Regions from separate parts of the Homo sapiens genome. Here regions 1, 2, 3, 5, 6 and 7 are each linked to region 4. The links are chromatin contacts, found by Hi-C or POLR2A ChIA-PET in ENCODE. All regions are on one chromosome and are shown on one strand. Each heading gives the region's core, a stretch centred on a gene start or an enhancer-like site at or near the end of the contact. The rest is flanking DNA. Distances are from core to core; before and after follow the strand shown. Region 1 holds the start of XPA (XPA, DNA damage recognition and repair factor). Region 2 overlaps AOPEP (aminopeptidase O (putative)). Region 3 holds the start of TRMO (tRNA methyltransferase O). Region 4 holds the start of ZNF367 (zinc finger protein 367). Region 5 overlaps AOPEP (aminopeptidase O (putative)). Region 6 holds the start of TBC1D2 (TBC1 domain family member 2). Region 7 holds the start of TRIM14 (tripartite motif containing 14).

Region 1 (4,258 bases), core at 726-3,225, 1.3 Mb after region 4:
CTCTCTGTATCCCTTCATTAGACTGAGTGCCTTTACTTGTATACTTCTGACAAATAGTAAACATTCCATGAGTACCAACTGGATGGATAGAAATGAATGAACCTACCAGAATATGTAATATAAATAGCAAAGTAAATGAATGGAATGACAGTAAACACAATGAGAATTAAGAAGAGGGAAAGCTGGAGTAGTCGAGCCCATGACTTGAGCAGGATCCTAAACAATGCTAACTCATGCCCAAAACAAAGTCCGATTTCTCTCTGCTGCTATGCCTTGCTGTTTCCCCAGGACCTTAGCACCACTCTTCGTATTCTAAGCAAGTTTTTTCAGTCTTTCATGGCATATGTCATGGCACACAGAGAAAAAGAAAATTGTATAGTACCATGAAATAAAAGTGTCACAAAGATAAAAATCTCAGCACTTACCTAACTCTTGAAACATGGTGGGTTGTACACAATGCTACAATACAGTTCAGTTCTTGGGGAACTGCCTAAGAAATCTTAAAGAATGTTCATTCTACCTTGCTTTCCATGATCAAAAGTTTAATTTAATGTCAGTTTTTGCTATTTTGCACCTTCCGTTCCACAGCCATGTCGTAGACCTGGAAACCTTTATGGAATCATGACTATGAATTAATCAGTGCAAATGAACTTTCTGTCTGACTCTAGCGTGCCTCAAGTTTAGAAAGGAATAAAAGGTAACCACTATAAAGTAGAAAGGATGAGACCAGTACCATCAAAAGTAGCTGGAATTTGCAGTTTCGGTGTTAGTATGAACATCAAGACATGCTGCCAGCCTCAGACTCTTCTCACTCTCACTACATCTGGCTGATAAAAAAGAGTAATACAGCTCTAAACTGTGCTCGACAAAGGGCAGTATAGAGCTTTAGGAACACATGTACTTCATGTTATAGAGGCAGCCCTGAAGAACTGCCTGTCAACCAAACTATATTTTAAGTATCCTGTTAAAGATTATTAGTTGACCCCAGTGGCAAATTCTATAAGAGAATAATCTGCAATGAGAGATCAGTCCTTAATTTACTTCAATCAATAAACACGTTTTGAGCAACTAGTTTTTGCCAAGAAATCGCAGAGGTCACATGTCCAAGAAATAGACTCATGGAATCTATGGATTAGAATCTTAAAGGTTTACTATCCAGTCCCTTCTTCTGATTGCTGAGTAGGAGATTCTGATTGCTGAATCTCCTCTCCTCCACATAAGTAAGCGTTCTTCCAGTTCCTATTTGAGCGCTTCTAGTAACGGGAAGCTCATGAGAAGCAATCCATTGCACTTTTGGCAACTCTAATTGTTGAAAGCTCTCCCTAACAAACACCAAGATCTGCCTCTTCCATCAACTAGTTCTAGGTATAGAGGCCAGAATCAAGAACTAGTCTAACTCCTCTTTCCGGGACAGCTGAGGCCCTGACACCTGGCAGTGGCTGACACCTCCCGGCCGGGGCGGCTGCATCCCTAAACGAAAAATCGAAGCTGCCAGCAGCCGAGGTGCAGCGAAGAAGGCCCGGGGCTGGGGGTCAGGAGGCCCGCGTGCGACAGAGGAACGCTCTGTGGTCGTGGACAGGACGCTTTGACAAGGCGGCTGGCTGGGCGGATTCCCTCTCCGACTCGGGGAGAATCTGCACACATACGCCAGCGGAGTTGACGCGACCCCCGGGCCCCGGGACTCGGCTTGCACGAGCCAGTCTGGGGACCGGGGAGGCGGGGAGAGGGAAGGGGAAAGCGCGGACGCGGCCCAAACCTCCAGTAGCCGCAGCCGCCGTCGCCGAGTAGGGCCGGGCAGCCAGCCGGGCCTGGCGCAGCATCAGTGCCCGCTGCCGCTTCCGCTCGATACTCGCCCGCACCGAGGCAGGCAGCTCCGCGGGTTGCTCTAAAGCCGCCGCCTCCGGCAAAGCCCCGTCGGCCGCCGCCATCTCTGGCCCACTCCGAGGACCTAGCTCCCAGCTCCACGCACGCGCACTGCACGCCGAGGCGAGCCAGCCGCCCTGCACCGCCTCTGCGCTCCCCGCACCCAGCGGCCTTTCTGAGTGAGAGCGCCTGCGCAGTTAAGGGGCTCGGGGTGGCCTGCCCGGGCGCTGGGCGGAGTCTGGGTATGCGCGGACACGGAGTACCCGCCTAACTACCTGCTCTCTTGTCATCCGGGAGAAGGGTCCGTGCTGAGATCATATCTCACGACCTGGTCACCTTTAAAATAGGTCTCGCTTGGTGATTCAGAGTATAGGCTTTGGAGTCAGGCCTGGGTTAAGTCTGAGCTCTTGACAGTTAAAGTCTGTGTGACCTTGGGCAAGTTATTTAACCAGAGTTCAGTTTCTTCAGTGGTAAAATGAGGATAATTATGGAACCATTTACCGAGTCTTTGGGAGGATTAGATTGCCAGGACAATAACCTGGCACGTAGAAGACCTCAAAAAATGGTAACAGTGAGTAGTAGTAGTGCCAGTCATAGAGCCCAACAGATGATAGTCCTGATTTTATGTTGGATACACGGCCTAGAGACACAGCCTTAGATTTAAAATGAGAAGACCTGGGTTGAAACTCCCAGTTAACTTGCTGTGTGACCTCAGGCAAATGCAGGACTTGCTCCAAGGCTGATATGCATAAGGTTGGCTATCTTTCCCATGGAATATTCCTTCAGTGAGGATGAGCTACTGCCAGGTAGACAGTGGGTTTGGATCTGGGCCAAATATCCTGACTTCCCAAAAGTGTGGCTAGTGTAACAAAAGAAACATAGCAGGCTTTCCCAAAAATGTATGCTTTCCCTTTGTTACAAATAATGCTTAATTGAAACCAGAAAACATTAACTTCTAATTACTACATGTACCATTTAGGACTGGCTTTTAGAAAGACAACCTCACACACTGATGTTTCCCACTAATGTTCAATGGTTAACCTTTCAGAAACACAATTCAGTGTTCTAATTTATCGGTCATATATACATAAAGCTGCAAAACCTCGTATAAAGCAGTTACCTGCTGAAATCTTAGGTTGAATTGGAGATAGAATCTCAAGCCATCCCCATCTCCCTTCCCCTCAGATCCTTCTTTCTCCCTACCCATCAATCTTGCCCAGGTGAAACTATTTCAAATTCCATAACATCAAAAGCACAAGCAACAAAAGAAAAAAAGCTGGACTTCATTAAAATTAAAAACTAGGCTGGGCACAGTGGTTCACACCTGTAATCTCAACAGTTTGGGAGGCCAAGGCAGGAGGATGACTTGAGGTCATGAGTTCAAGACAAGCTGAGGCAACACAGTGAGACCCTGTCACTATTAAAAAATAATAATAATTGGCAAGGTGCAGTGGCTCATGTCTGTAATCCCAGCCCTTTGGGAGGCCAACACAGGAGGATTGCTTGAGACCAGGAGTTCAAGACCAACCTGGGCAATGTAACAAGAACCCATCTCAGGAGGTCAAGGCTGCAGTGAGCTGTGATGGCACCACTACACTCCAGCCTGGGCAACACAATAACATCTTGTCTCAAAAAAAAATTAAAGTCGTCGGCAAAGCCTGAGTCCTGTCCTCTCACTCTCCTCCCTGGACAGCATAAGCTTCACCACTCGCTCCACCTTCTCCACCAACTACCGGTCCCTGGGTTCTGTCCAGGCACCCAGCTACGGTGTCCGGCTGGTCAGCAGCATAGCCAGCGTCTGTACAGGCACGGGGGCTCTGGTTCCCGGATCTCCATGTCCCGCTCCACCAGCTACCTGAGCAGCATGGGTTCCGGGGGCCTGGCCGCGGGGATGGCCAGGGGTCTGGCAGGAATGAGAGGCATCCAGAACAAGAAGGAGACCGTGCAAAACCTGAACAACTGCCTGGCCTCCTACCTGGACAGAATGAGGAGCCTGGAGGCCAAGAACTGGAAGCTGGAGAGTAAAATCCAGGAGCACCTGTAGAAGAAGGGACCCCAGGTCAGAGATGAGCCATTACTTCAAGACCATTGAGGGCCTGAGGACTCAGATCTTCACAAATACTGTGGACAATGCCTGCATTGTTCTGCAGATTGACAATGCTGGTCTTGCTGCTGATGACTTTAGAGTCAAGTATGAGACAGAGCTGGCCATGCGCCAGTCTGTGGAGAGCCACATCCATGGGCTCCGGAGGTCACTGATGACACCAGTGTCACTCGGCTGCAGCTGGAGACAGAGATCGAAGCTCTCAAGGAGGAGCTGCTCTTCATGAAGAAGAACCACGAAGAGGAAGTAAAAGTGTTGTACCCGAGCGAGTTAAAAAAACGCCACACTTTG
Region 2 (4,149 bases), core at 1,098-3,597, 1.6 Mb before region 4:
ATCATGTTAAGCAGTTTCTGAGAATTTTAGATAATATAATGATTTCACTATTTTGAATATTACGTATCATAGTTTTTATTGAATAAGCTTAAAAGTCTCCTCTTTGATTCTGTTTTTGAGCTGGATTCTGATATTTCAGTGAAGTGAGGAAAAACACATTTATAAAACTTGAATGTATGATAATGACAAATCAGTTTATAAGAAGGTAAATAATACACAAATAATATTTTAGAATTTCGAATGCTTTTCAAACATGGCAGTAACTAGAACATTTATCAATACTGCTCTTCATGATTTTTGTCACCTTTTAATATAACAGGAGCCATTACTAACTGACCCCCTCCCCTACCCTGGTCCTTTTCCAAATCACTGTTCCAGGGGAGAGGGACTTTAATTCTTTGCTGAGAAAAATCACTAGTTTGCCTTTCAGATGCTTTCCTCAGTGGGTGTGTGTGGGCTTTCAGTTTTTGTTTCATTGTGTTTTTGCCTTCCATGAAGACTGAATCTGCCATATCAGGAACCGTAAAGTATACATTTCTTGACTTGACTACTATGATGTCTGTATGAAGATATGCATGCATTTAAAATGCATCTCTGAAGTACACACAGCTCTCTTCCTGTTGGTTTAATTAATATTCTACTGTTTTCATTGTGTCCTCGTATGTTCTCAGAGTCTCTGCTGGGGATTGACTGGCAAGCCTAGTTTCTTAATTTTGAGAAATAATGAAAGGAGCTCATCATCACACTTACACTCTCTGTTATAACAGCAGTAACGTTAATGGAATCATATTCTAGAACCAGGCATATGACAGTTGCTTAAAAATTAACACCTTAATCTTACCTTTGTATGTGTGTATAGGAAATGCTTTGCTTTGCATTTGTCTCTCAGCAGTTCACAATTACATGTCATGGCATAGTTAGGTTGGCAGAACTACCTAGCTGTCGTCCATATATGTTCTTTTTTTTCCTTGTATTTGAATTTCAAGAATCTCTTGCAACTTATTTCAGAGTGGTTTTCTGTGAAGAGCACTGAAGTTAAAAAACCATGTGCTGTGTAGTTCTGCTTCATGGCTCAGCTGTTCACATGCATCTTCACCCTTCATCCCACTGGGAAAATTGAGGGGAAAAAAATGACTATAGTGTGGCCGATGACAGGTGACAGATTGTTTGAGCTTTTCCCCACCTGTTCTATACCAGATAATCTTGATAATTTGGTTATTGTTTATTTATTCTTGCAATAAATATTTATCAAGCGTATACTGTGTGCCAGATAGTACTTACGATGCAAAGCCTACAAGGGTGAACGAGATAGAGGAGGCCTCTGTCCTTATGAAATGGACATTCTAGTCAGGGGAGAAAATTAGTGTACGTGAAACAAGTAATTAAGATGTATGCTATGAAGAAAATAAAATCAAGTAAGTGTCACAGTGGGAGAATCAATAGCATCGTTAGGGTGAGAGGGAAAAGCTTCCTTAAAGGGTGACATTTGGGCTAAGACTGAAGAATAAAAAGGAATCAGCTTTGTGACCATCTGGTGGAAAAGCACTCCGGTCCACAGGCCTCAAGGTGGGAACCACTCTCATGGGTTGGAGGAGTAGAATGAAGGCCAGGATGGTGGCAGGTCAGTGAGGTCTTAAAATGGCTTTCCTTAGCCCCGTTCTTAGTGAGCTTGGGTGCCAGGAGCAAGTGAGTCACTAAGAAATGGCAAGATTAAGTCAGGTCCATCATTCTAGGCAGACGGGTTATGGGAAGAGATCAAATTTTTTTTTTTTTTTCTTGGGACCGTAGATACCTATACCATCTCCCGACTGGCTAATGAGAACCTGATTGGCTTAGCAGCTGCTGTTCTTGAGCAGAATTCTCCATGGCTGAAGCTATCAGAACACCTGGCACCCAGACGGGCAACCGTCCCTTTGTAGAGAAGGGAGAAGTCTCAGATCACCACGTTTTCTTCCCCTGGCAGCTGTTGATTGATTCTTTGCAAGGGTTTTTGACATCGTTGGTCACAGAGAGGGAAGCTGTGTCTCATCCTAGTTTTATTTGCTCATCCTAGTTTGAAAGGTTTTTTGTTTTTTGTTTTTTGTTTTTTTTTTTAAAAAAAGCAACAACAACTGAATGAAAATAGGATTGACAATTAAAGACCATAGAAAAAATTATCAATTATTAAAATCTTCACAACATGCTTCACTATGAGGAAAAACTATAAAGCTCCCTATTACACAAGGCTTATTCTTAAAAGGTTTGATTGTGCAATAAAAGACTTCTGAATGTTTATACTAGTTCCTGACTATTGCATGCACAATTTTCTTAAGTACCTCAATTTGCAAATAAACGGTATGCACGTACATGCCCAAGAATGAATGTAACCAGCCTTTTCCTCCACTCCCTCCTCCCGGGTTAGACAGGGTGTTGTCCTGTTTATTCTTATCTCCCAGCCAATGTGTAATAGAATAAGCAAAACATAACATGCTGGTACAAAGGGCCTGTTGTTTTCAGCTTTCTAATTATGCTCCTTTCTGCTGGGGAAGGAAGCAGTCATAAATTTCTGTCATTATCTTAAGTAGCAAGGTTTCACAGCTTTGAGAATTTTTCTTTGTTTGTTCTTTGTTGGCTTTACTTGAATTTTTGATCCCTCAAACCAAAACCACCCTACTTTTAAACAATCCTTCTTTAGATTTCAGGGGATGTGACCCCCTGATTTCAAGGCAAGATGCAGCCATAGTGATTCTTTGCCTCAGGAATCAGATTTTGAGCCTTAAATTAGTATGCCTTTGAATTCACCATGGCTGCCAACTTCTCTACTTTCTCCGATGTGCTGCATATTTTTGTTTTGTGTGTGGGTTTTGTTTCTTGTTATTGTTGTCGTTTCTTTCTCAGATTTTAATAAATTCTCAATTTTCTTTCTGCATGGATTGTTTTTTAAAAAGATGTTGAATGGGCATTTCTTTCCCCTGTTGTGTGGTATAACTCTTCTCTGCTTTTTCAAACAGGTGGGTGTGAATGATAGAAAGCAGCTCATACCATCCTTTTTTTCTGTAAAATTTTAATCCCTTGTTTACTGGCAACCCTGCTGTTGCTGTAGAGATGAACAAACAGAATGAGTTGTGAGCTGTGAGGCACATGCAAGGTGATTTATGCCCATGTGTGCTTCCCCTTTGTTGCTTTCTTTGTGTTCACTTTCTCCATTTTCTCTTTTATTTCAATTATCCTTCTTGAGAAAATTATTTGACTTTATTTGCGTCCTATGTTATAGGTAGGGGCTTTCCCCTTCTAATGTGTTCTGGTTCTTTCATTTTTGTGTTCCTGAAATAGTAACTGGTATTCATAAAGTGATGTTCTTCTGGGACCCTGAAAGCCCTTGGCCAGGATTATTTTGTTCGTCTTGACAATACCACTTTGTACTAAGCAAGGTAGGTAGTGAGAATGTGTGTGTATGTTCCATTTTTTACAGAGCGGGTATTAAGAGGATATATAATGTCCCAAAGTCACTTAGAAGCAGGAAGTCAGGGAGACAAGTAAAATGGCCTCATCTTGTGATGGCTGTCAAGAGTCTGGTGGTCCAGACTTAGGCAAGGCTGATGTGTAACTGTTTCTAAGGCAGTGAGTGCTTGATTTAGGGTCTCCACACAGAAACCATACTGACCCTGTGAGTGAAGATATCATTGAAGATCAGCATTCACTGTGGGCTGGCTTTGAGGCAGCCATAGAATCTGGATACCAGGCAAATTCCTGGATCACATGAGTTCTTGGGGGCCAGGCTCTCTCTCTTCTGTTGGAGCAACAGGCAGAGTGAACTCACAGCTTTTGGGTTAACTAGAATCTTCTTTTTGCCATTAAACAGCTGTGTTGCTTGTCAGATCGAGAAGTAGCATCTTATCATCATTATACCATGATTCTTCACCCTCTGAAAGATTATGCTTAAGTGTTTGGTTTTCTTTGAACTGTTCTCCCCACACAAAGACTGACAGTCCTACCTTCAGAGAACACTGCTGGGGCCATCCTTCAAGAGAAATTGTCAGGCCTTTGAAAGGCCTTCCTGAAGCAATCATTCCTCTACCTGCGTTTGTAATCTCTCTATTGATGTCATCCTAGGTTCCTAATGTCTTCCAGTCCTTGAGCCTGAGACGGCCAGTCAGCACCACCTTGCCA
Region 3 (4,016 bases), core at 534-3,033, 1.5 Mb after region 4:
TCAGGTCCTTTTCATTTCCACCTGTACTATTAAATTACCCTTCTTAGGCTTTCTGTCCCCACTGCAAGTTCTTCCCCTTCTCAAAATACTCTAGACGAATCCTCAACACTCCTAGAGTTTCTTGTGTTATGCTAACTCTTTAACTTTAAACTTTTCATATTCTCCACTGTTAACAGACTTTGTATTTCTTAGCCTGGTACTCAAGTTTCTTCACAATCAGAATCCAAAGGTTCCCACCTCCCTGTTCCATCCAACACTTTAGACTTCTAGCTCCCCAAACCTATACTGTGTAGACTTCTGAGCCCTGGCTTCTGCGTTTTCCTTCCTGTCAAAATATGAGACCTGTAATCGGCAGTGTGCAACAATTTTTTTTAAATAAGCACATTTGGCCAGGTAATAGCACTTCCAAGAAATTTAACAAAGTTCAAACTTTAGAATGTACACAAACATTTCGGCTTCAAGAGCTTTCTTTTAGAACAATGCAAACTGGCAATAACTTAAATGCTCAGTAACAGGAAGCTGGTTAAATTAGAGCACATATCTAAAACAAAGCGTTAGGCTGGTTGCAGTGGCTCATGCCTGTAATCCCAAAACTTTGGGAGGCTAAGGCAGGTGGATTGCTTAAGCCCAGGAGTTTGAGACCAGCCTGGGCAACACGGTGAGAGCTTGCCTCTACAAAAATTAATAATAACAAAACAAAGTGTTAATTTTTTTTTTTTTTTTTTGAGACGGAGTCTCGCTCTGTCGCCCAGGCCGGAGTGCAGTGGCGCGATCTCGGCTCACTGCAAGCCCGCCTCCCGGGTTCATGCCATTCTCCTGCCTCAGCCTCCCGAGTAGCTGGGACTACAGGAGCCCACCACCACGCCCGGCTGATTTTTTTGTATTTTTTAGTAGAGACGAGGTTTCACCGTGTTAGCCAGGATGGTCTCGATCTCCTGACCTCGTGATCCGCCCACCTCGGCCTCCCAAAGTGCTGGGATTACAGGCATGAGCCGCTGCGCCCGGCCCAAAGTGTTATAATTAACATTAACTGCCCTGTTAAGATTTTTTTTTAAATTATTTTAACGTTACTAAACAGGTCGTATAGTACCTCACTTTCCAAGTGTGTATGCAAAGAAACAAGCGTGGAAGGTAGACACCAAGATATTGACAATGGCTTTCTCTGGCAGGTTATTTTAATTTTCTTCCATTTGCTTTCCAGTTTCTAAAGCTAATATATTCCTCTATGAAAACGTGTGAGTAAAGAGAAACAAATTCATGCCTTGTCTTTCTAGGCCCAATTTAAAACTATTTTCTCCCCCAGAAACTTTCCCCCTTCTCTGTCCTCATTCCTACAGCGCAGGATGCCTCTCTATGGCATTTATTAATTCCTAACCCGCCTAACACCATCTCCCATACGCTATGGCAAGGAAACCCCTAAGAGAAAAGCCCCTACGCTGCACGTAGCTGCTCCAGCTACTGAGCCAAGACTACGCAGACAGTACAAGTCTTATAACAAAGCGGAACAAGCCAGATGACGTCATCCCGCTCGCCAAAGCACATCACGTGGTCTCCGCAGCACGTGACCCGTGCCTTCGCCGTAGGTAAAAGAATGACGCACGTCAGTTCCAGATCGTGCGTTTTACACCCCTCTCGGCAACGAAGTCCGCTGCCTGGGCCTAAACCTCTCCAGAGTGTGGCACCGCCGGTGTTGGAAGTTACCTGTCTCCAGAGCCGGCTTAACGCAGCCGCACGGGGTCGCTGTAGGCCGAGGCCCCGACTCCTCCAAGCCGCGCATGGCTACTGGTTGCTGAGGTGCCCACCCGACGCATTCAACCTTCCGCTTCCGCTCTCCATGCCTGACGCATGCGCAGTGGCCTCGCCGGCGAGGTCCCGCGAACCCAGGAGAATGTGCGCGCGCAGGGTGGCGTTGAGGGAAGCTTTGAGTTCTCCATGGGGCTTCGAACCCTATCCCGGGCGTGTGCCCCTCCGGGACCCCAATCTCGTTTATCTTACACACAGCTGCTACAGTTGCCCGCCCTCCTAGGGTAGAATGCGACTCCGGCTTCCCGCGCTTTTTGAGAGGGAACACACCTCCATGAAGAACTCGCAACTATGTCTCTCTCGAAACATTATTAAGTAACCTATACGTCCAGTATGACCCTAATTTTTAAGGGATGTGTATATGTAATTAACACAGAGCGGAAGGACTGGACGTTAAGAAATGTTAAGAATTCTCAGGCACCTGTGGTCCCAGCTACCCAGGAGATTGAGGCGGGAGGATCGCTTGAGCCCAGGAGTTTGAGGCTGCAGTGAACCGTGATCGCGCCACTGCACTCCAGCCTGGGTGACAGAGCGAGACCTCGTATCAAAAAAAAAAAAAAAAAAAAAAAAAAAAAAAAAAAAAAAATTATCCCTGGGTGGTGGGAAATTTTTCCATAATATAAGTTATGCTTTGTCAGAAACAACCCCAAATAAGTCTTATTTCAAGTGTGGTGGATGTTATAAAGGAGCCCTACTATGTGCTAGGGGTTAAGGAGTGGGAACTGTTTCTTGTGCTCCACACCTTACCGGAACTGAAGTGAGAATGGAATTATAAGAGTCAACATGCCATGTGCATTGTGGGGATTATTGTCGTTTCTGGACAGCTCTGAGAAGCTAAGAGCTAACAAGAATCATTTAATCCCATGCAATGACCAGTTGTCCTTGCAATGATAGCCTATCTTTTACCCACTTGTAATGCTGTCTCTCACCTTTAGTAAGTTTCTCTGTATATAATTCTCTTTCTGGGAGAAATTTTAAAATCTTTTATCTTTTTATCTGTTAACATCTGCAGTATAAAATATTCAAAAGCATATGAGTCACAGATTGAAAAGTCTAACAACCATGAAAAGATGTTTCCATGTCTGTCCATTTGTCATTGATTTCTGGTAGAAAATAACCAGCAGGAGGAGCCAAATAATTAAAGATTGTGGTTTAAAAAATAAGATAAAACTGATCAAATTCATATAGTGTCTTTTGGCAGGTCATTTTTACAGGACAACTTGGAAAAGGCTGCCATTTTTTTTAGGAGGGACAGCTCTGTGCAGCTGGAGAAACAAGTTTGAAAATCATTGTTTTATATATATATAGCGCGCGCGCGTGTGTGTGTATGTGTGTGTTTATAAAACTGGGCCAGAATTACTGCGCTTGCCACTAGATGGTGGTGTTGCTAAAAATGATAGTCCCGCTTTATCTGTGGAAAGACTAGATTTAAAGAGATATTTGCCCTCCTGGAGGGCATGGTAGACGTTGTTAATCACACAAAAAAATATGTAATTACCAAGTGTGACAAGTACTGAAATGCAAAGCTGATTTGAATATACTAGGGAAATAGATTGCTACTTCTTTTATAGGTAAAATTTCTCTTGACTGAAAACGGGAACTTAAATATGCAGCACATTTTTTAGTCTATGATTTGAAGTTCTTATTATCTTGTCTGGAATTATATGTGATTATTTGCAGTTTATAAGACTTAACCTCTCCTCCAGATGTAAGACCTAGAAATCTGCCTTAAAGAAATGACCTAAATAATTATGTAGTCTTCAGCTTGTACTACTTTGAGAAACACTTCTCAGTAGAGTGATTCTTAACCTCTCATTTGGGTGAAGGACCCCTTTGAGAATCAACTAAAGCTTTGAACCGTCCCACACATCATTTTGGCTATAATATCATATGGTTCATGGGTTTCTAACCTAACATGAGAGGAGGGCAGCACAAAGTCAAGCTAGAAGGATTCTTGCAAAACTTTAATTCTGTCACCTAAAGGTTCTAAGCCAAGAAGAACGCCAGAAGAATTTTAGATGCACAGTGATGTTTAAACAAGAATGGTGAGAAAGCAGAAGTGGTGTGTGAATGCAGGGAGTGATGTAAGAGGGCAAGCAGAAAGGGTCCCGAGAGGTGGAGAGAGAAATTCTGCTTCCTCTAATGTACTGCATTCCTCTTTCCCTCTCCTTCCCCATCTCATCTTTGTGCTCCTGTGCACTGTACGTATGCAA
Region 4 (4,163 bases), core at 731-3,230:
TTCTGTTCTTTCAAATGTTTACTGAGGTGCAGTTTCAAGAGCTGAAGTGTATAAAAACCTATAGTTTTATAACCTTATAATTATTTAATAATAATGCCACATAAAATATATCAATTTCCTCAAAACCCAAACAATGTAGTTTCAACATCCTTGTGACTGCATGTAAAATGATCAAACTCGTTTCAACTTATACATTATGTGCTGATACAGATGCAGTTATCCACTATGTGATTTACTTGTTATCTCTTGCAAATTGCTTATCTTATACAGCCACTTAACAAATGGAACCTGGATATTACCCTTCTGTTAGCACCATTCATTCATTACACAAATATTTTTTGAGCACCTTTATTGAGCATTTACAGAATGTAAGGTAGTAAAGTCATATAGTCTTCTAGATAGAAATACTCCTGGCTCACCTGGAGCTTACAGTCTACAGAGTTCAGTATAAGTCAGCAGAAAGTCACCCCAAACACATGCAGGACTAAAAGCCACAAAACCTCGACCTAGTCCCCGCTCTTCCACTACTGAGCTGTGCCATCGTGGGAAGGTCGCCTCACTAATCACTGTAAGCCCCAGCTGCCTGATCTGTAAAATAGGTTTGAACCAGTGGTAACGACCTTCCCAGCTTTAAGCAGTCGGAGACTGCAAGCAATTTTAGCGTCCCATTCCACTATGTGCTCTCAACACCTAGCAAGTAGTATGCTGGATAAATGAAAGGCAGCGAAGGCACAACTTCAGCCGCAGAACAGGCCCAGAAGTCCTTTCTTGCTCTTCGGCTGTCTCTGCAGGGCATCTTTTAACAGGGCGAGGGCGATCTGCAGTAATGGAGCAAACACTGTGCGCTCCCTGCCCTCTCGCAGTCGGTGGAACAACTCAAGGCCCTCATCCCTCTCGTTTCCTCTCGGAACTGAGGACTCGGCAGCCCGCCGGGAGGATGTCAGTGGCCGTTGACCCGGCCTCCCCAGCGACCCCGGGCCGCGCTCCCGCCCACTGCACCTGCCGCAAGGACGGTCTCCCGCGCCGCTCCCGCCTGTCACGTGACAGGCCCCCCCCGACTGGGGCCGGTTTTTGGCGCGCGGCAGTGACGTCAGCATCCTGTCAGCCGCAGCCCCCGCCGTAGCCGGATCGACCTCGCGTTTTCAACTCCGCCCCGCCCGCCGCACCGTTAACGGGCCCCGGCTGCCCCACGTCCCGCCCGCCCGCCCGCCCGCGCCGCTCACCTTGAGGTGGCCGCTGTCTGGGCTGCTCGCTTCCTCCTCGTCCTCACCTCCCGAGGCGGCGGCGGAGGCCGAGGCGGCGGGCGGGGGCGCGCCCCGGCCACGAAGCCCCGAGTGCTCGGCGGCTGCGGCTGCAGGCAGGGCGGCCGAGGCGGCGGCCCCCGCGGCCCCAGGGCTGAGCGTCACGTTGTGTGCGTTCTCGCCCCAGCGCCACGGGTACACCATGAAGTCGCTGAAGCCGGGGCTGGTGGGGATGAGCGGCGGCGGCGGCTCCGGCTCCCCTCCACCGCCGCACGTTGGCTTGATCGGGGTCGTCCTGATGACCGACACCAGCACCCGCTTCGGGGAGTCGTGGCAGAAGATGACGGGCGGCGGCGGCGGCGGCGGGTTCTCCGCCATGGGCGCCTCGAAGCCCCGGATCATCGCCCGGCCCGACCCCCAGCTCCGGCGGCCCCGGGCCGCACTCCTGAGCACCGCTCTGCCCCTCACTCGCTCTGCTCCGAGTCGCAGGCTCAGTCCTGCCGGCTCATGGCAGACTGACGTTTCCCGGAATCCTGCGCAGCAGCCACCTAACTAGTTGAGCAGACGGCACCGGCGGGCAGGGCTGGACCCCAGCCCCAGGTCAAGCGCGCCCTCCGCTCTTTGTACTCCGCAGCGCAGGCTGCAGGGGTGGGAAGCAGCGGGCGGCCCGGCCCTTGCGGTGACAGGAAAGCAGGACGCGCGGCGCTGAGCCCCCAAAAATAACAACCTGCCGCCGCGGTGCCTGCCCCGGCTTTTCCCGCGTTACATTTCGCGCCTGGGCGGAACCAGTCACCGCGAGGCCGCTGCCCGCTGGCCGCACCGGCGAGTGACAGGCGGCGCGAGCCAATGGCCAGGCCTGGCCTTCTTTCCAGCCGGCCGGGGCGGGGCCGGGTCTGCGCGCGGGTCCTTCCCACCTCGCCATTGGCCGCCGCTCTTATATTTTTTTCTGTCTGGAGGGCCAACAGCGTTCGAAACTCCAGTGGAGCGCGCGGCGTCTCCACTCGCCCGGACACACCCGCCTGCCGCCCCGCCCCGCCGTCCCTCCGCGTGGTTAGTCCGGGCCAGGGAGACAAGGGCGGCGGGGAGGGCGGCAAGAGGGCGGCTGATTGGACAGCGGCGGGGCGGGGTCGGGGGGGGTGGTGATCGTTGGGCGGTGGAGGCGCGCGCCCCGCTCGGCCCCGCCCGCCGTTGGTTGTTGGGCCGCGGTTCCCGCGCGCAGGGAGTTTAAAGGGCTGGGGCCCCGCCGCCCGCCCCGCCCTCGGTCCCACCACCCGCCCGGCGGCTGGAGTCTCTGCTGCCCGAGGTCCTGATGGGCACCCGGCGTGCCTGGTTTCTTAATCGAGTTCCGTCTGCTCAGCTGTTGCACGCTCTGTGAACCAGCCCTGTCAGCACCGCCCTGACTCCTCCGGGCCGATTGTGGGCCTCCGGTTCCCCATCTGTGGAAAGGGGAGAGTCCAGGAAGTGGCCTCCGAAGTCCCTGCGGGCCGCTCGCGGCGCGGAGGCCACAAGAGCCGGGCGAGAGTAGACACTCTCACCCTGGACTGATGCCCCGAAGTTGCCTCGGGGATCTCCCCACCCCGGCGACCCCGCTCTACCGAGCGGCTGCTCCGGGAGTCGGGGCAGCGCCCTACTTTGCTCGGCCCCCACCTGCCCCGGCCGCGTCCTAGTACTCGCGCCGGGACGCGCGGAGCCCCAACGTCCTCTGCCCGCCCCGCCCCAGCCCCGCCTGGCTGGCGCCGACCGCGGCCCGGGTGGGGCTCGCAGGCTGCAGAGGAAGGACCGGGCGGAGGGGTTGCCCGGCTTCCTACCCGCTAGATGTGGCCTGGGGAGCTGCGTTTTGTTCTTGGGAATACAGATTCCCAGGCACCGCCTGATTCGCGGTAGGGGCTCAATAAATATTTGCTGAATGGATGAATGAATATCCATTGGTTAAGGGTTAGGATTGGTAATTAAGTTAGAACACGACTGTATAATAACAGATAACTAAGCTGAATAGCTTTTCTCTCTGTGAAAGACACACAAATGCACAGCTATGACTAAATTAAGCCACAATTGTTTAAAAACAAATAAAGGAAACTGTACTGATATGAACAATTTCAAAAATGTATTTTTATTTTAAAAGGCAAAACAAGCAATAGTGTGATTTTATGTAAAATTGTTAAAGTGGGGAAAATACGTTTTTACTTTTAGACGTACATAAAATATCTGGCAAGATGCAAAAGAAACATGGATCATGGAGGGAAATTGTGTGGCTGGGAACAGAAGTGAAAAGATTTCAAGAAATACAATATATAACTATCTTTTGAACTTTGAACCAAGTGAAAGTATCCTTTTAAGAAATGAAACAGTATATAGCCTCCATTTTCTGGAGGCCTACTACAAAAATAGCATATATGTACTGATACACAATAATACATATGGATGTTTCACAGTTCACTCAACAATTGGGTAAGGAAGATATTTTTCCCATTTTATAAATGAGAAAAGTTGAGGCTTGTACAAGATTACATAATAAATCCTTTGGAAGAATAAGTCTGTACTGCCTGTGGATTATATTCAGTGTCTGCTGAGCAAAAGGAGGAAAAGGCTGAAAAATGGGACTCACACATTTCTCGGTCCCGTTTCTCATATTCCAAAACTTTCAGGGTTTAGGGGCAAATTTCATATTGTAATGGTTGATCTAGAAAGTTGAAAGTTCAGCCCTACTTTCACCTAATTTAGTAAACATACATTTTGTTTTTACAGTTTAATACCAAAAAACATATTTTTCTGAATCAGTTGGAAGGGAAATGTTATCCATCTGTTTTATACTTGACAAGTAGTGTAAAGAAAAAAGTGATCTATCCATCATGGACACTCGAATTAGGGGTTGAGCAAAATCCAACAGATTAATCACCAACAAATAGTTACTGTTTAACATTC
Region 5 (3,997 bases), core at 328-2,827, 1.6 Mb before region 4:
CTATTTGTTCCATATGAATCAAGTAAGCATCAAGGCTTACTGCCTCTTATATCTTCTCTCAGCCTATTCCATCCTGGTGTGATCTGAGTTAAGGGCATGGGCTTTGGGGTCAGCTAACCTGTGTTGGAATCTCTTCTGTGCTACTTACTTATTCTAGGTCTTGGGCATATTGCTTAAGTTCTTTATGCTTTTGTTTGCTCATCTGTAAATGACAGGCACTATTATACTCAAGTTTTCTGTAAACTAATTGATAAATAAATTCAGCAGACACTTATTTAGGGCGTCCTATGTACTGAACACTAAATTCTTCGGCTACAGTGATGAACAAATAGAGACAGTCCCTGTCTTCAAGGGGCTTATAGTCTGGTTGGGGAGATAGATAGTTATTAAACAAATATTCTCAAAAATGGAGTACGACAAACTGGTCAGTCCTGTGTGGGAGGAATGCAGGGTTAGAGGAAACACTCCTGGCAGGGCCTTGGGGCAGGTGCCTCTGAGGCAGTGATGTAGAAGCTGAAACCTGAAGGGCAGTGGAACGTGAGCCAGGCCAGGAGTAGGAAGAAGGGCATATTATACAGGAGGACAGGCTGTGATTGGAAGCAACTTGGAACTTTGGAGGACCCGAAAGAAGTGTTCATGGAATTTAGTGACCTATGGGAAGATTGGCGTGAAATGAGATTGGCAGCATCATAAGGGCGTCAGACCAAGCAGGGCCTCATATAAATCTGAGCTTCATTCTGAGCGTATTGGGAAGCCCAGCAGGTTTAAGCAGTGGCAAGGGTGGGGACGGGGTGGGCAGGTCGTGACCTGGCTTATGTTTTGACAAGATTGCTCAGGTTTCTGGTTCTAGAATGAAGCGACAGGAGTAGTGGCAGTGGAATGGTGAGATGAGATGATGTGTGGCCGCAATCCAGGCAGGAGATGAAGGTGGCTTAGACCTGGGTGGAGAGGGTGCTGGTGGGGAAAATTGGAGAGTTCCAAGATATGCTCTGGAGAATGCAGGACTTGAGAGTTTTATATGGGGAGATGATGAGGAAGAGGGAGATGTCAAGGGTGACTCCCGAGTTTCTGGCAGAAGCCGCTGGATGGATGGGTGCTCCATTGACTAATGTGGGGAGGACAGGAAGAGGAGCAGATTAGGAGAAAAGATTCTGAGTTCTCTGTACATGTCAGGTTTAAGAAGCCACTTAGCACAGTGCCTGACACAGAGCACACCATAAATAGTAGATTTTAGTAGCTTCTAATTCTGTCCATTTCAAAGTCATAATTGACCGTTGAGTCAGGAGACTTGGGTTCTAGCTCTGGCTAGTCCATGTTAGATAAATAAACCTCTTAGGGCATCAGTGTCCTCATCTACAAATTGGGGGCAGTCAGATTCGGTGCTTTTTGCGGTTTCTTTCAGCTTCAGTGTGCTGACAATGCTATGAGATTCTTTGGTCTTGACCACCTGGAATCCACTGTGGCCAGCTGGATCTGCTTCAGAGGGGCTGATGAACCAGAACTCTGCATATGGATGGCAGTTTCTGGTGGAAGCTGACGTACGGGGAGCTCTGGCCAAGGCAAATTGTGGCTCTCGAGGAGGCTTCATGACGAAGGGGAAGGATGTGGTTTGAGGGCAGCAGCAGCAGCTGCTGTCACCAAACAAGCATGAAATCCACTGAGCTTCAGATGACATTGCAACTGAGGATGGCTGTTTATTAATTGGCAAATTAATATGATGTGGGGGCATATGGAGAAATGGTGATGGGCAGAAAAGAAGATGAAGAGAGAAACATATACTGGTTCTTTCCTGTGTATTCATCTGTTACTGACACAGAGTCATCATTAGTGCCACAATGAGTATCAGGGATGGGTCATCTCCAGTTGAACTCCCTTAATTTACAGATTAAGCAACCAAGGTCAACAACGACTTCCATGACAACAGAGCCAAGCTGGCACTCAGGTCTCTTCACACCTGGCCTGTGCTTTCCTGCTCCACCAGGCTGCCAGGGGTGGTTCCCATGAGCTGTTTTAGGCCCATTTTTGGAAAAAGAGTCATTTGGTTTCATTTGTCTTAGACTAGATCCCAGAGATGTTATTTACTGTTCCCAACCCCCGATATAAAACCACTGAATGTGCAGGCCCTCTCATCAGCCAGTGCTTGACGAGTAGTACACCTGGTGCAGCCTGGATTCCACAGCCATCCTCCCTGTAACTGCATGGGTCGGGTCCTCCGTGCTTCTGTAGGACCTGCTCTTCTGAAGCACGTTCTGCGAGTGAAGGCTGCACTACGTCTTTCATGAGGCTAGACGGTGCTCTTCTTGTCCTCAGAGTTGTTTGTTGTTTGGTTGGATTTTAAAAACTCAACAACGGCTTTGTTTATGAAAAGCAGCTTACTAGGAAAGTTGCTTCATCCTGTGATCGTGGCTAGTTTGTGAGTGATTAAATTCCCTGGCCTCCTCTTTGGAAGCAATGACCAGTCATTCTGTTGGTTTATTACTATTTCACAACATAGGAAGCAGAGCACACCACCTCTACCTAACAGTTTAACTTGAAACACCTCATCAGAGTATGTGAGTGAGACTTCACATGTGCCTGTTGCATAGTAAAAAGGACGTTTCTTTCAAAGTCACTGGGCTGGCTGAGCAGGACCCCCACAGAAAAACAGTGTTCTTGGGCCTCAGGCATACCTCAGGGCGATGCTCAGGGATGTCTGAGCAATGTCAAGCCTGTTAGATGCATGGCAGGGAGGATCTGGAGCACAGATTGATCTCTCAGATGTGGGGTGAATGGGGAGGTAAATCATCCTTTAAAGGGACTCTTTTTCAAGGCTGAGAAACCATGTCCTGAGAAAAGGGAGGGCTCTGTTTCCAGAGGCCACACGTCTGGTTGACCTCCTTCCAGTCTCCTTGAACATGCTCTGTTCATTACTGAAACAGCGGTTTGCCTGCGACTGGTCCCCACCCTTGAGGATGCTCAGCCAGTTTCCACTGCATCTCCAGGTTCTGCCCCTCCTGCAAGGCCCACCTTAAGGGCCAGCGCCTCCCTGGAACCTTCTCCCAGAGTCTCCGTCCTCCCTGTTTTTGGTTTCTGGATTCCATCCCCACTTGCAATCACACTGCACAGTTTTGCACTTTGTTGCCTCATGTTGTTTCCTCTGGGTGGATGTGTTGGGAGAGAGGATAGGTGGTGCGTGTTTGTCCTTTCTCAGTGGCAAACTCACTAACTTCCTAAGGACAAGAACTCCGTCTTGGACTTCTTTATATTCTCTCATAGTGTTAGGCTTAATTCTCGGGACAAAGTATATGCGCACAAATACTTGATCATTCACTAGAAAAGAGTTTCAGTGTGTTCGTCGAGTAATAGGTTTAAAAAGACACACATAAAGTCTACATGGACTTGTTTTCCAAATTATTTTCAAAAGCATAATGGCAAGATTTAATTTGGTTGTGCGTGACAGAACACTTGAAATAATGACTTAGGTAAGACAGAAGTTTCCTTCTTTCCCCATATGAAACAAGGGCACAGGTAGAGAGGCCAGGGTGGAGTGGGAACCGGGGCTGCTTCTCGCTTCTCTCCTGCTGCTCTACCATCCTAGCCTATGATTTCTTTCTCTCCTCTCCCCTCTCTTCCCCTCCCCTCCCCTCTCCTCTCTCTGTTTCCCTCTTCTTTCTCTTTTTCTCTTTTTTTTTTTTTTTTTTGAGACGGAGTCTCGCTCTGTCACCCAGGCTGGAGTGCAGTGGCGTGGTCTCGGCTCACTGCCAGCTCTGCCTCCTGGGTTCATGCCATTCTCCTGCCTCAGCCTCCCGAATAGCTGGGACTACAGGCGCCCACCACCACGCCTGGCTAATTTTTTATATTTTTAGTAGAGATGGGGTTTTGCCATGTTGGCTAGGCTGGTCTCAAACTCCTAACCTCAGGTGATCCGCCTGCATGGCCTCCCAAAGTGTTGGGATTACAGGTGCATGCCACAACGCCCAGCTAATTTTTGAATTTTTAGTAGAGACAGGGTTTTGCC
Region 6 (3,918 bases), core at 982-3,481, 1.8 Mb after region 4:
ATGGGCTCCCTGAGTACCAGCCTTGCCCTTCCCCTAGTTTCTTCTCTATCCAATAGTCAGACTGAGCTTTTGCTACTTGGCCTAATTTGCCAATTCCCCACCCTCGGGCCTCTGCTCTTCAACTCCATCCTTTGGGCCCCTCTGTTTTTCTGGCTCATGTGATTTGCCTGGACACTCAGGGCTGTATCATGGTTTCCTAATTTGCTCACGGTGCTCTCTTGGCCTGGAATACCTTTCTCCCTCTTGTCTGCTTGCCACCTATTTCTTCTTTCAAGCCTTGGGTGTGTCCCTCCTCCAGATGCCTTTCTGGCTAGCCCCTTCCACTTGGTGGAACTGACTCCTCCTGTCACCACACCTTCTTGCACAGACTTATCACATGTCTCTACAGAACATTTCAGGGTGCATGCAGGTTCTCCCTCAGTCTCTCCCACCAGACTTTAAGCTGTCAGAGAACCAGGGGTGGGGGTGCATTAGCTCCACACCCCGCCAAGCGCAGAGCCAGGAACAATGGAATACTATTATAAAGACCATGTGTTGAAGACCCTGCATACAGCAGTCAACCTGTGGAAGAGACACATAGACCCGGGAACCACATGACCTCGAAAATGCCTTCCCTGGCCAGGGATTCCTGAGTTTCATTATTTTAACCAAGTCCCCCAGCCTGGTCACCCGCCAAGTCCAGTCAGTAAAGGAGAACTGAACACGTGGGCATCCACAGATACCCACTTAGCTGGAGTTGGGGTTGGAGGGGTGGACAGATGGGGATGGGGTGGGGAAGGCTATCTCCTGGCACATTCTTCTCTGATGCCCATAGAACACTTAGCCCAGATCTGTCTTTCCAATTAAGTTATGGGACACCTCCTCTTGACATTAGCACTCTGACCTTGGTTCCATCACCTTGTGTGTGCATGTGTGCTTATGCAACAAAAAATTATTAAGTACTCCACTAGGTACCAGGCTGTATTCTAGGTGATGCAATTAATTCAACAATTTGTACATGCCTGTGATGTGTCAAATGCTTACAAACCACCTAGGTTCTGAGAGGTTAAGTAACTTGTCCAGGGTCACACAGCTAGTAAGTAGCAAATGTACAATTTGAATCCAAGCCCGTCTGATTTCAAAGAATGTGGCCTTTCTACTGCTTTAGGCTTTCTCAGTTACACATGATGATAAAACCTACCCCTTGCTGCTGATAGGAAAACAGGTTTAAGCATGCCTAGATGAACAATCTAGGCTGATCAGTGAAACCTAAGTGTTTATTTTCCTAATCCCTGCCAGTCTCTTCTCAGCATTCACTGACCTTGGCCAAAATATCAAGAAACGGGAATCAGAATCCTGGCCTTGAGAGAGGATTGCAAAGACCATATTTTGACTTACTTAGGTCCCAGGTAAGAAAGTTAAGGTAACTGCACTGTCAGGCACACCCAAAAGTAAAAGTTTTGATTCAGCACTGAGAGGTAGAAAGACTATGGGATTCCAAGCTACCCTACTCTCTAGACGCATGGACCTCGAGCCAGTCCTTTCATCTCCCTCTGACTCAGTTTCTTGATCCGTAAAATGGGTCTGTCTTCCCTGCCTTGTGGGAACCCAATGAGGAAATGGGTGGGAATGCACTTTGCAAAGCACAAAGTTCTTGGAACTGTCGTCACCGACACTCCAAATTTACTGTGTCCACCTCACACTCGCGCCCAGCCTTGCCCTGCGAAAAGGGGACCTCACGCCGCTGGAAAGGAGAAAGTCGTTGCAGGAATTTACCTTCAGGGTAATAACCCGGCTGGGAGTCTTGATTTCGAAGATCCCCTCCTCAGCGTCCGCCTTACAGTCAAACACTGCACTGGAGAGGTCGATGCTGTCCAAGGGATTGGCATCCTGAGCGGTCCGCGAGTAATACAGCTGACATTTCCTTTCGTCGTAGAAGAACCAGCGGGATTTCCAGCCCCGGATGGGCCCTTTGCCGCCGAACTTACTTAAATACCCACAGAGTTTCTTGGGGACCGCCTCCAGGGACCGGGCGCAGTCCCCCGATTCTTCCTCCGGAGGCGGCACCTGTGGATCCCTGGCAGACTCTTCGGACCCAGGGGCAGAGGAGCTGGACTCCGGGGCGTTCTCCCCAGCGCCCTCCATCGCTGCCAGCCGGAGACTGCGGAGGGACGAGGGGTCCGCGGGACCACCAGGGACAAATCTCGGAGACTCGGCGGGCAGCTTCCCAAAGGGAGACACCTGGGCGGGGGCGGGGCCGACGGCGAACCCGCCCCCAGGAAGCCACAGAGTCGGGACCGGGTGCGGTGCGCGCGCCTCAAAGATCGCAAACCCAGGTTACGGCGGCTGGCCACGCCCCTCCACCGCCAGGCCACGCCCCCGCAGCGCTCAGTCGGCTCCCTGCAAAGCCCAGCTGCTTCCGGCTTTTTCTCCGCGCCAGTCAGCCATCTTTACTGAGGGCAGCCGTGCTCCCTGGCTTCAGGTTAAAGGCGTGGTGGCACTGAGTTAGGTTAACCGCGGGCAGAGAAGCCTGTCCCTAGCTACACTTCCCTGGTAGTTCGCATAGTCACCTAGAAAGATAGTGCTTTCTTGCACCCGATGGGCTGCTTGTTCCCTCCCTGTGCCGCGCGGGGCACCCTCGGACGGCGCATCTCGCGGCCATTGGCTGAAAGGAAGACCGCTGGGAGGCCCATCTTCCGGCGTCGCCCGGGCAGCGCGGCTCCGGAGCTGTCTGCCACTCTTCTCCTGGTGTTCCTTCAGCCCCGTCAGTGACGCCGCGGACGGCCTTCTTATCCCTCGCCTGACAGCAGTGGCCTCCCCAGCTCTCTGTCCTGGCTCCTATTCGCCTCCTGACAGCGCTGGTTGTGTTGCTTGGGGCGCCCAGGCGCGGCCGCTGCGCTGCGGAAACCCATGCCACTCCTGGGTCATAGTTGGGTGCAGTACATTTATTTTTATTTTGTTATTGCTATTATTATTTTTAGAGACGGTCTGGCTCTGTCACCCAGGCTGGAGTGCAGTGGCGCGATCAGAGCTCACTGCAGTCTCCGCCTCCCGGTCTCAAGCCATCCTCCCGCCTCAGTCTCCCGAGTAGCTGAGACCGCAACTGCGCACCACCACACCCGGCTAATTTTTAAATTGTTTTTTGCAGAGAGGGGGGTCTTGAACTCCTGGCCTCAAGCGATTCTCCTGCCTCGGCCTCCTAAAGTGCTGGAATTACAGGCGAGAGCCACCGCGCCAGGCTGTTTTGTAAATAAGTAAAAGAATTTAGGGTTTGACTAACTTGCTCAACTTCTGCCTCATTTTACCTGTTTCCCCTTAAACTTCTCCCCTTCCCTCCTAAGGCGCATTTCTCCATTAGGGTTGCGGAGCCCAATTGCGTCCAGCTTTCTTTAGGAGCTTCTTTCTGCCTTTCTCTTGCCCTTTGTTCAGCCTTTCCTCTTACTTCATCGTCTCCCCCTCAGCCGTCGTTAACGAGACCCTCATGCACACTCAGTGATATTGACAAGAAGCAGGGTGGGGGTAAAGGCGAGGGCTCTAGAGTCTATTTGCATAATTTTCAGATTCCCACTCTGCAATACTGAGTGATTTGCTCAACCTAAAAATGGAGATAACACTTCTTCCTACCCACCCCCGACCCGCCGCCAGACAACTTTACGGTGAAGCTAATGAAATTTATGTTCACTTGCATGGGTCGCTGGGATTTGTAGTCTAACAGGTGGGGAGTTGCAACCAGGGAGCATTTCTCCTAAATGCCAGAGAGCTCTTCATTTGTTATAATTTACAATTTATTTTCTCATTCTAAATAACCATCGTCATACCTAATTTTGTGTTCATAATTTTGTAATTTTTTAAAAATCAGAAGGCCCTTAATGCTGTTTAATTCCAGTCCCCACAAAACCTGGATCTACACCTGTCTACCCTTAGAGTTGTTTTGATAAT
Region 7 (4,130 bases), core at 281-2,780, 1.7 Mb after region 4:
GGATAGTCACAGAAATTTGAATCTATGGTCCCAGTTGGCCATCCTCAAGCTTTAGGCTTGGATAAACTCTGTACTTAATCATATTTTCTGAATCTTATTACTTCAAGTTGACAGTAGGTAGTGGGTAGGGGGATGGACAAATGGATGGGTGAGACTCTTGAGCCAGATCTGTGGAAAGCAGCCTTGTTAATTCTGAATAACAGTTTTTCAAGGAGCCATTATTATAATTACAGCCATTTCATACGTTAAAAAAAGGAAGGGTCTGGTGGCAGGGACAGGTCTTGAGCCCACGACTCCACTGGATTGTCCCCCATGATCCCCTTTTCACCTTGGAGTTCCAAGGTTGTCACAGTGTGGTGGTCTGGAGTCATGCAGTACCGGAGAAAGGCTCACGATGGGGCTGAATTCATCACAGAAGACTTCTTGGAGACAAGTGGTAGGATCAACAGCTGTCAGACATGAGGGCCTACCTCACCCAGGCTTCATGAAACCCAGAGAGAGAGAAGGATTTGAGAGAAGCCACAGAAAAAGTCAGCTGGGAAGCTGGAGCAGGAGCCCAGAGCCCCTGGGGCACTGTTAGGATTATGCATGGGTAAGGGTTCCACGGTGACAATGGCCCTGTTGGGGGCATCTGGCTAATGGAGTCCTGGGTTCAAGGCCTGCCCCTGCCTCCAGAGCCTTCCTCTTGTGGCCTATAAAATGGCTGTAATAATAATGGCTCACCCAGGGCTGCTATGAGCAGGAATGGGAGTGTCTGTGTGGCCGGGGAGGGGAGAGGAGGTAGGTAGTGACAGCTGAGGCTGCTCCCAGGGCAGTCAGGCCGTCCTCAGCTCAAAGTTCACAGGCCCTTTCTGTGGACTGCAGATTAAGTAAACCTGAGATGTCTGTGTGGCTTTCTGAGCTACACAGGGCTGTTTATTAAGAGGGAGAGTTTGTACCTCTGTTAACTAAAAGGCAGACTGTCTTCCAGCCCAATGGCAGTGTGGCGGATCGGCCATGGTGGACACGGTCAAGGACATCTGGGTACCAGCCTGGGCTCCCAACCTCTCACTCCTAAACCCACCTTTTCTGAAGCTCAACTGATGGCTTTGGCTCGCCTTTGCCCTTCCTTGGGTCTCAGGCTCCCGCTCTGAACTTTCGGTCGACCGCTTAGACGCCCTCTGGGGCACCTTTGGTTTCCAGGTTGTAACCCGCCACTGGCCACGGCCAGGCACGCCCCCTCCTCGGCCGTTATGCCTGGGCTGGCTCCCCCAACTCCCGCGCGGCGAACCCCGTCCCCATCGTCCCCACCTGCACGTGCACCGCTGCCTCCAGCGCCAGGCCCACAGGGTGGCCACGGTGCGCGCCCAGCACCGGGCAAAGCGCGCACACGCAGCGGCGGCAGCGGCGACAGAAGAGCTCAGCCACGCGGTCGCCATGCTCCGGGCAGCGCCAGCCGCATCCCTCGACAAGCTCCGACCTCCCAGGGGTCCGGCTCCCGGTCGCCGCGCCCGCCATTCATCTCCACCTCCTCCGGCTCCCCGGGACACAGGGCGGGGCTCCCAAGGGAAACCGAAACCTCGGCCGTGGGCGGGGCGGCTCCAGGCCGGCCGGCCGACCCCTAGGAGGATGACAGCCCGCCGGGAGCAGCGTCGGGCCTCGGAGCATCCTCCGACCAGCAGGGTGCTCCCTCTGCCCGCCCAGGCCGGGAGGTGGTCCCACCAGAAATGGGAAGCTCCTAATGAGCCAGCTAGGAGAGGGTGGGCTTCCTGCTTAATGACGCTGTTCCAGTAACGCCCAGAAAACTGCAGCCCTGATGATGGGACCAAAGTTGGCTGTGACCTTCCGGGGGTGCTCCTCTCACTTTCCCTTGATCCTCTCTTGCCCTTTTCCCCGGAAAGATAATCATTCCCACAACTGTAAGATACCTTCATCAACCTCAAATAAGGACACAGAGATTCTCCAATTGAGTTTATTTCGGACTGAGCAGAAGGATTGCAATTCGGGAATAAATGTGCCATGGCACCCAAGGGGTGGGGACGCGGAGTACTCAGGGAGGCAAAGGAAAGCAGAGGCTTTTAAAGGCAAAACGAGGAGGATTGCATATACTGTTTTTTTTGTTTGTTTGTTTGTTTTTGTTTTTTTTTTTTTTTTTTTTTTTTGGAGACGGAGTCTCGGTCTGTCGCCCAGGCTGGAGTGCAGTGGCGCCATCTCTGCTCACTGCAAGCTCCGCCTCCCGGGTTCACGCCATTCTCCTGCTTCAGCCTCCCGAGTAGCTGGAACTACAGGCGCCCGCCACCACGCCCGGCTAATTTTTTGTATTTTTAGTAGAAAAGGGGTTTCACTGTTTTAGCCAGGATGGTCTCGATCTCCTGACCCCGTGATCTGCCCGCCTCGGCCTCCCAAAGTGCTGGGATTACAGGCGTGATCCACCGCGCCCGGCCAGATCGTTTTAAAATAATAATACTTGGTTACAAGAATTAATACAGGTGGCTTCAGTCCAAAAGTTGAACAGGCAGTTGCTGGGCAGATGTCCTCATATCATGGCTTTTGTGCAAGGTTGTGGTTCTTTGTGCAAGGTTGCAGTTTGGTGGAATCTTTTGCAATAATAGTTCCTGTTACCAGGCAAATCGTTGATGAGGGCCCCCCACTTCATGGCCTCCCAGCACCATTTAGTTTGTTTGAGACAGGATCTCGCTCTGTTGCCCAGGCTGGAGTGCAATAGTGCGATCATAGCTCACTGCAGCCTCTAACTCCTGGGCTCAAGTGATCTTCCCACCTCATCTCTGGAGTAGCTGGGACTACAGGAGCACCATTTAGTTTGGTTTTGATGTAAGTGACTCTGTTTTGGTACTGACAACTTTCACACACACACCACCACCCCAAATTCCAGTTGCCCCCCCAGGCTCAAGTCTAGACTTCCACTTATAAAGCCCTCAGCTCTTTCTTAAGATCCTTGGTCTCCGCCCTGCCTATGCTCCACCCTGTGCTTTTTCAAGACTGGGGGACGTGCAGTTTACCCTGCTTGGAACATTCTTCTTCCCAAATGCCCTTTGCCCTGAGTATTCCAACTTACTCTGCAGGTTTCTACCTTACTATCTTTTCCTCCAGGAAGCCTTCCCTCCTTCTCCTTCCAGAACAGCCTATGCTTTCCCTATCCTGGCCCTCCCCATTCCCGCAGCCATGACTGAAAACTGGAGAGGGCAAAGACTGTCTGTTCTGCCTGTTTTCCAGCTTGGTGTCTGACTCCAAGAGTAGATAGTTAATTGGTATTTGTGGAACAAATCAAGAAAAGGAAAGCTCCTTGTAGTAAAATGGCCAGATGTTTATTATTTTGTTACATTATTTCCATTGCATATTCCACATCTATTTATTTTCACTTTTATTTATTATCATTATTTTTCACAAAGGTACAAGGAATTTCAGAAACAACATTAAAACAATCATTCAAACTGTTTCAGGCACGGTTTCAATTAAAAGCATAGATTTGATTTCTGACTTCCTGTTTCCTTCTATGATACAATCTCAAGTTTTGTTTCAGGAAGCACAATTATTGTAGCGTTAAGGTGGATACCTGCCAAAGCTCATCTCCTAGTGCTGTCCTCATTCTCAGAAAGTTCCTGAGTCAACAGAAAGGGGACGCCCAGGGTATGGAATAAGGAGATGAGAGCATGCTCTGCCAACTGGCTGGGACCTGAATGTGCTAGGCAAGTTCCACTACATCAGCTCAAGAACATAAACAAAAATGTAATTTAAAAAACAGATGGTTTAAAAAAATATCTGATAAAAATTACCTATCCCTCTCCCTTGCTGTGAAATAATTTAAATAATTTATTCTAGATGTAAAAATAATAATACAAAAAAGTTTGTTCAAAGACACCTGTGTCCTGTTTGTTAAGTGTGCAGTCTGGGTCCCTTGGGGTGGAGGGAGCTGGCCAAGGAATGGCATTGTGCAGAGGCATACCGGGAAGCTCTCTGGATGCAACCCCACCTCTACCGCTTGGCAGTCAATGACCTTGGCATGATGTTTCTTCACTTCTCTGAGGCTAGGTCTTTGATTCTGAACATGGGGACTGTAATGCCTGCCTGACCTGTGTTAGAACAGCATGTGTCACTGAGTGGAGGTGGGAGGAATTTGTAAACTGTGAAGT

Evidence for each region. Hi-C counts contacts between places; a loop is a spot of excess contacts on that map. ChIA-PET counts read pairs that join two places held with the same protein, here RNA polymerase II (POLR2A). Pooled maps may share reads with other maps.
Region 1: a map of B cell shows a loop between it and region 4 (13-fold over the local background). The contact joins the promoter of XPA here to the promoter of ZNF367 in region 4. A Hi-C loop is called at or near these places in 1 of 168 maps with a recorded cell type or tissue (B cell), 3 of 37 single-sample maps with no recorded cell type and 12 of 50 pooled maps. POLR2A ChIA-PET finds 5 or more read pairs at or near these places in 1 of 52 experiments (CD4-positive, alpha-beta T cell).
Region 2: a loop to region 4 is called in a pooled map, with 5 times the contacts of the local background. The contact joins the enhancer-like site here to the promoter of ZNF367 in region 4. A Hi-C loop is called at or near these places in 3 of 50 pooled maps.
Region 3: a loop to region 4 is called in a map of B cell, with 15 times the contacts of the local background. The contact joins the promoter of TRMO here to the promoter of ZNF367 in region 4. A Hi-C loop is called at or near these places in 3 of 168 maps with a recorded cell type or tissue (B cell, CD4-positive, alpha-beta memory T cell and gastrocnemius medialis), 4 of 37 single-sample maps with no recorded cell type and 11 of 50 pooled maps.
Region 5: a loop to region 4 is called in a map with no recorded cell type, with 7 times the contacts of the local background. The contact joins the enhancer-like site here to the promoter of ZNF367 in region 4. A Hi-C loop is called at or near these places in 2 of 37 single-sample maps with no recorded cell type and 5 of 50 pooled maps.
Region 6: a pooled map shows a loop between it and region 4 (20-fold over the local background). The contact joins the promoter of TBC1D2 here to the promoter of ZNF367 in region 4. A Hi-C loop is called at or near these places in 2 of 37 single-sample maps with no recorded cell type and 10 of 50 pooled maps.
Region 7: a pooled map shows a loop between it and region 4 (3-fold over the local background). The contact joins the promoter of TRIM14 here to the promoter of ZNF367 in region 4. A Hi-C loop is called at or near these places in 2 of 168 maps with a recorded cell type or tissue (B cell and naive thymus-derived CD4-positive, alpha-beta T cell), 2 of 37 single-sample maps with no recorded cell type and 8 of 50 pooled maps. POLR2A ChIA-PET finds 5 or more read pairs at or near these places in 1 of 52 experiments (GM12878).

What each region holds. Positions count from the first base shown.
Region 1 is chr9:97,695,365-97,699,622 of GRCh38, forward strand. XPA (XPA, DNA damage recognition and repair factor) reads right to left here and starts at 1,976. Exons shown (of 6, transcript NM_000380.4): 1 at 1,757-1,976. The coding sequence starts at 1,928. It also overlaps the pseudogene KRT18P13. RefSeq lists enhancers at 1,368-1,427, 1,438-1,487 and a silencer at 2,038-2,137.
Region 2 is chr9:94,803,409-94,807,557 of GRCh38, forward strand. All of the region lies in intron 5 of AOPEP (aminopeptidase O (putative)), which reads left to right. Among named protein-coding and RNA genes, the nearest start is that of MIR2278, 4.5 kb to the right of the region's middle. Within about 2 kb of position 2,348, at least 11 of the 41 ENCODE cell types and tissues checked have a DNase peak (open chromatin) inside an H3K27ac peak, as active enhancers do.
Region 3 is chr9:97,920,717-97,924,732 of GRCh38, forward strand. TRMO (tRNA methyltransferase O) reads right to left here and starts at 1,784. Exons shown (of 5, transcript NM_016481.5): 1 at 1,702-1,784. The coding sequence starts at 1,777. RefSeq lists an enhancer at 1,387-1,836.
Region 4 is chr9:96,416,390-96,420,552 of GRCh38, forward strand. ZNF367 (zinc finger protein 367) reads right to left here and starts at 1,981. Exons shown (of 5, transcript NM_153695.4): 1 at 1,224-1,981. The coding sequence starts at 1,643. RefSeq lists enhancers at 548-787, 2,262-2,795, 2,796-3,329, 3,846-4,163 and silencers at 1,148-1,387, 1,688-1,827, 1,938-2,597, 2,858-3,127.
Region 5 is chr9:94,859,619-94,863,615 of GRCh38, forward strand. The region is part of intron 5 of AOPEP (aminopeptidase O (putative)); the gene reads left to right. Among named protein-coding and RNA genes, the nearest start is that of MIR2278, 52 kb to the left of the region's middle. RefSeq lists an enhancer at 1,570-1,619. Within about 2 kb of position 1,578, at least 16 of the 41 ENCODE cell types and tissues checked have a DNase peak (open chromatin) inside an H3K27ac peak, as active enhancers do.
Region 6 is chr9:98,253,418-98,257,335 of GRCh38, forward strand. It overlaps TBC1D2 (TBC1 domain family member 2), which reads right to left and starts at 2,232. Exons shown (of 13, transcript NM_001267571.2): 1 at 1,756-2,232. The coding sequence starts at 2,124. RefSeq lists a silencer at 2,247-2,296 and an enhancer at 2,467-2,956.
Region 7 is chr9:98,117,692-98,121,821 of GRCh38, forward strand. It overlaps TRIM14 (tripartite motif containing 14), which reads right to left and starts at 1,531. Exons shown (of 6, transcript NM_014788.4): 1 at 1,291-1,531. The coding sequence starts at 1,497. CORO2A (coronin 2A) reads right to left here. Exons shown (of 12, transcript NM_052820.4): 12 at 3,284-4,130. RefSeq lists an enhancer at 1,005-1,054 and a silencer at 1,365-1,464.